Linked DNA regions of Homo sapiens: region 1 is linked to region 2. The links are chromatin loops, found by intact Hi-C in ENCODE. Cell type or tissue: B cell. All regions are shown on one strand.

The links. Peaks named below come from ENCODE experiments on the same cell type or tissue, not always from the same donor. Only the 100,000 strongest peaks of a DNase experiment are listed, where the experiment ranks them.
Region 1: it touches region 2 in a loop (13-fold over the local background); 1 of 110 quality-filtered maps calls a loop at or near these places.

What each region holds. Positions count from the first base shown.
Region 1 is chr4:2,711,195-2,713,694 of GRCh38, forward strand. The region is part of intron 19 of FAM193A (family with sequence similarity 193 member A); the gene reads left to right. Among named protein-coding and RNA genes, the nearest start is that of TNIP2, 44 kb to the right of the region's middle. RefSeq lists an enhancer at 1,118-1,337. In B cell, no CTCF peak of the experiment used is centred here; a DNase peak (open chromatin) is centred at 1,262; H3K27ac peaks cover 359 bases.
Region 2 is chr4:2,597,432-2,599,931 of GRCh38, forward strand. All of the region lies in intron 2 of FAM193A (family with sequence similarity 193 member A), which reads left to right. Among named protein-coding and RNA genes, the nearest start is that of FAM193A, 62 kb to the left of the region's middle. RefSeq lists enhancers at 1-223, 224-1,176. In B cell, CTCF peaks have their summits at 1,343 (motif pointing right) and 1,543; DNase peaks (open chromatin) are centred at 430 and 1,410; H3K4me3 peaks cover 692 bases; H3K27ac peaks cover 2,255 bases.

The DNA.
Region 1 (2,500 bases), 110 kb after region 2:
TTTTTAATTTAGAAATTCAGTTCATTTTGTTTTTTCTTCCATTTTTATTGATAAAAGTGTTCAGCACGTGGAACTTTCCTCTGATCTTTTTCTTAACAATATCCCATGGAATCTGATAGATAATTTTTCCTTTTTTGTTTGTTTGTTTGTTTGTTTTGTTTTTGAGATGGAGTCTCTCTCTGTCGCCCAGATTGGAGTGCAGTGGCATGATCTCGGCTCACTGCCACCTCTGCCTCCTGGGTTCAAGCAATTCTCCTGTCTCAGCCTCCCGAGTAGCTGGGATTACAGGCATGCACCACCACGCCTGGCTAATTTTTGTATTTTTAGTAGCGACGGAGTTTCACCATCTTGGCCAGGCTGGTCTTGAACTCCTGACCTCAGGTGATCCACCCGCCTCTGCCTCCCAAAGTGCTGGGATTACTGGCGTGAGCCACCACGCCGAGCCTCCATTATTTTTTTTAAAGAAATTCTGGGCTGGGCGCTATGGCTCATGCCTGTAATCCCAGCACTTTGGGAGGCCGAGGCGGGCAGATCACTTGAGGTCAGGAGTTCGGAAACCCTGTATCTACTAAAAATACAAAAATTAGCTGGACGTGGTGGCACGTGCCTGTAGTCCCAGCTACTGTGGAGGCTGAGGCAGAAGAATCGCTTGAATTTGGGAGGCAAAGGTTGTGGTGAGCTGAGATGGTGCTGCTGCACTCCAGCCTGGGAGACAGAGCGAGACTCCATCTCCAAAAAAAAGAAATTATGTAATTTCCATGCGTCTTTTTTCTTTCACTCGATAGTGTAATAGGCAGCTTTTAAATTTCCAAGAGGAGAAACTTTGTTGTTGTTAATAATTTACAGGTTTTTTTCATTGTGATCAGAGAATATTGCTTTTGTTTTGCAAAACCTATTGATACTTTCTGAGGCCCAGTGTATGTCAGCTTTTGTAACTCCTCCATGTGTACTTGATAGAAGTGTATTTTCTTGGGTCTTGGTATAGAGTTCACTGTGTGTGTGTGTATATATATGTACGTATGTATTTACATATGGAGATACATATATGTATACACCTCCATGATACATTAATTCTGTTGTTTAGTCTTCTGTATATCCTTATTTTGTGTCCTCATGGCCTGTCTTCTGTGGCTTATTATTAATATGTTTCTGTGTTTTCTTGCATCTCCTGTTTCCGTGTTGTTTGGTGCACATTCCTGTTATATATTTTTAGTTACTTGTGGCTTTTTGTGTTGAGAAGCGGCCACCTTCTGGTCGTGCTTTGTGCCTGCGGCCTAAGTCCTGCTCTGTCTGCGTTGTGACTGCTGCCCCTGCTCTCCTTCGGCCCATTTGCCTGACGAGACAGCCTTGTCCTTGGCCCTTTGTTTCCAGCCTTTTTCTGAGTGCCTTGGTTTTAGGACGTTCTCTTGTGTGAAGCAAACCTGAGGCTTGCTTTGTGAGCCAAATTGAAAATCTTCTTTTCAGTCAGTTAAGCCCATTCACACTTAGTGATATAACTATGTGGTTGGTCTCAACCCTGTCATTATTTTATAATTTCTGTATTTTCTATTTACTGTTTTGTTTTTTGGGTTTTTTTAAAATGTGTTGTGGGGTTTTTTGCTTTTTTATTTAAAAAAAAAATTGTGGGGCTGGGCGTGGTGGCTCATGCCTGTAATCCCAGCACTTTGGGAGGCTGAGGCAGGCAGATCACCTGAGGTCAAGAGTTCAAGACCAGCCTGGCCAAGATGGTGAAACCCCATCTCTACTAAAAAATACAAAAATTAGCCCAGGTGTGGTGGTGCATACCTGTAGTCCTAGCTACTTGGGAGGCTGAGGCAGGAGAATTGCTTGAACCTGGGAGGTGGAGGTTGCAGCGAGCTGAGATTGTGCCACTGCACTCCAGCCTGGGCGACAGAGCTAGACTCTGCTTCAAAAAAAAAAAAAAAAAATTGTCCAGGTGCTGTGGCTCACGCCTGTAATCTCAGCACTTTGGGAGGCCGAGGGGGGCAGATCATGAGGTCAAGAGATCAAGACCATCCTGGCCAACATGGTGAAAACCCTGTCTCTACTAAAAATACAAAAGTTAGCCAGGCGTGGTGGCGCGCACCTGTAGTCCCAGCTACTCGGGAGGCTGAGGCAGGAGAATTGCTTGAACCCAGGAGGTGGAGGTTGCAGTGAGCTGAGATCGTGCCACTGCACTCCAGCCTGGCAATAGAGCGAGACTCCTTATCAGAAAACAAAAAAAAATTGGGGTATTAGGAAAATGGGTGCTTTTTTCCTAGTGCATTCCTATAGACTTGCATACCCCACTCATGCTCCTTGGGCCTGGGTTCCCTGTGTACCCCCTCGTGGCCTGCTGTGTTGGCATTAGGGGGTCCTCTGACACCCACTCATTGCCTCCACAGCAGGCAGTGAGTGAATTCCATTCTTTGTGTTTTCTCTTTCCTGTCTCCCTGTCTCTCCTCTTCCCATTTTTTGTTGGTGGTGTTTCTGCTCTGTCAGAACACACGGTATTCTTAGG
Region 2 (2,500 bases):
GACTCCAGCCCTGCTCTTGTATTTTAGCCTGCCTCTGCCCTTGGGAACAGGCTTCTGCTGTTTGCCCTGGTCCAGAGGCCAGCGGAAGTGCCTATGGTTCCCTGCAGTGCGTCTTGCCTGCGTTGGAGGAGGATCTCATTTCCCAGCCCCCGGCTTGTCTTGGTAATGGATAGTTTGTCAGATGAGCCATTCTCTCCTCACCAGAAACAGTGACCTTGGGAACAGCAGAGGTGTAGTGTTGGCCTGTGTTTGTGGATTCGGACCAGCTGTTGCTTTGTAGGTCAGCCTCTTTGTTGGAGCTGGCCTTTAAAAAAATAACATGATTTACCTTCCATTAAGATTCACTCTTTTTTTACTTAAAAAATGTTCACTACCACAGCTAAGCTACAGAACATTTGCATCACCCCATAAAATCCCCTTGTTCCCCTTGGTAGTCACTTCCCTTCCCCCGTCCTAGCCTCTGGTAACCACTCACCTGAATTTTTTTTTTTGAGACAGAGTCTCGCTCTGTCACCCAGGCTGGAGTGCAGTGGCACAATCTTGGCTCACTGCAACCTCCGCCTCCCGGGTTCAAGCAATTCTTCTGCCTCAGCCTCCCCAGTAGCTGGGACTACAGGCACGCGCCACCATGCCCAGCTAATTTTTGTATTTTTGGTAGAGATGGGGTTTCACCATGTTGGCCATTATGGTCTCGATCGTGATCCGCCCGCCTCTGCCTTCCATAGTGCTGGGATTATAGGCATGAGCCACCGCGCCTGGCCTGACCTGATTTTTGTTCCTACAGTTTTGCTTTTTCCAGAGTGTCACATATACTTCTGTAACTTGCATAATGCTTTTGAGAGTTACCCAAAATGTTGCATGCATCCGTAGTTTCTCTTTTTTATTGAGTAATTTTACAGATAAACCAATTTATGCATTCACCAATTAATTGATGGATGTTTGTGTTGTTCCCACGTTTGGGCTATTTTGAAAAAAGCTGCTATGAACATTATTTTTCTTCTGTGGACATCCTTTTTATGTGTTGCTGGATTGATTTGCTAAAGTTATGTTAATGATTTTTGCATCTGTGCTCATGAAGGCTGTCTGTAGGCCTCTTGTCTTACAGTGGCCTTCGGGGTCTCATAAAATGAGTTAGAATGTGTTCCTGTTTCTTCTCCTTTCTGGAAGACTGTGTTAGAATTGGTATTATCATCTCTTCCTTAAACGTTATTGGTTCTTGCTTTCTGTTTCTCTTGTTCTGTTTGGTCAAATGCCAGACAGTGTGCAGAGAGCATCAGGCTGAGGTTGTTTCCTGTGTCCTGTTGTGCACCTGGGAGGCCAGGTCAGTGCATTTGGCCTCAGCTGGGCTGTCTCTAGCACTGTGCGTGCTCGTGTGGGCCTGTAGAGGGGAGTCTCTCTCTACTTCCTCCTTGGCAAGGTCTCCGATGGTGGCATCTTCTCAGTTCCCCCCTCTAGCCTGACTCTTGGGCAGCTCTGTGCTCACGGCCTTGGGGGCAGCTTTCCCAGCGAGCCCACCTCTGCCCGGTGGCAGCCAGACTCTGCCTTGTATCTGCAGGGGTCTGACCGGCCCCGTGTCTTGTGCTGGTCCTGGCCTGTGTGTGGCACACGCCTTTCTCCAGGACAAGGAGAAAGGCATGTTTCCTTCCTCTCTGCTAGTGGATTAGCTGGAGACTTGGGTGCAGGTCTCCTGGGAATGAGTGGGAACATTCGTTTTGGGGCTTTCCAGGGGTTAGACTCCCACACTTGACACTCTCAACCTTTCAGAATTTGTTTAAAGTTAAACTGTTTTTTTTTTTTCTAACCACTTTTATGGCCTCCTTCCACTTTCCTTCCTCTGTCAAAGGTGAAACAGTAAGTGTGTCCCCTTCTCCCTGGAGGGGCTGCTGCACTTTGTTGTGTAGTTCCCTCCGGCAGCCTGGTCACTTCGGCTCTCTGATGGCCCAGAGATAGGATTTTATCAATTGTCCTGCTCTGTCTCTGGTCAGGGCTCTGGTCAGGGCTCAGAGTGCACGGCTCTCCTGCAGCTTTCTGCATCCAGAGGGGAAGTGGGGCTGAATTGCTGTCTTCTAGATAAGCATTCTGTTATCAGCAGTTGTAGGAGAATATTGGTGGGAATTTATCTTAACATCTTGCCTGACAGTTGCACGTTGCAAATTTCTCTGGAGACCTCTTCTTCCAAGATTGACCCATCCTAGCATCACGTCCTAGACATAGTCGTGCCTGGAAACCTAAGAAATCTCCATTTCAAACTTTCATCTTGATCATTGTCTGTCTTTGTAGCTCACTTGCTTGTCTTCTCTTGCCATAGTTTTTTTTTTTTTTTGAGACAGAGTCTTGCTCTGTTGCCCAGGCTGGAGTGCAGTGGTGCAATCTCAGCTCACTACAACCTCACTTCCTGGGTTCAAGAGACTATCGTGCCTCAGCCTCCCGAGTAGCTGGGACTATAGGCATGCGCCATCACACCTGGCTAATTTTTTTTTTTTTTTAGAGACACAGTCTC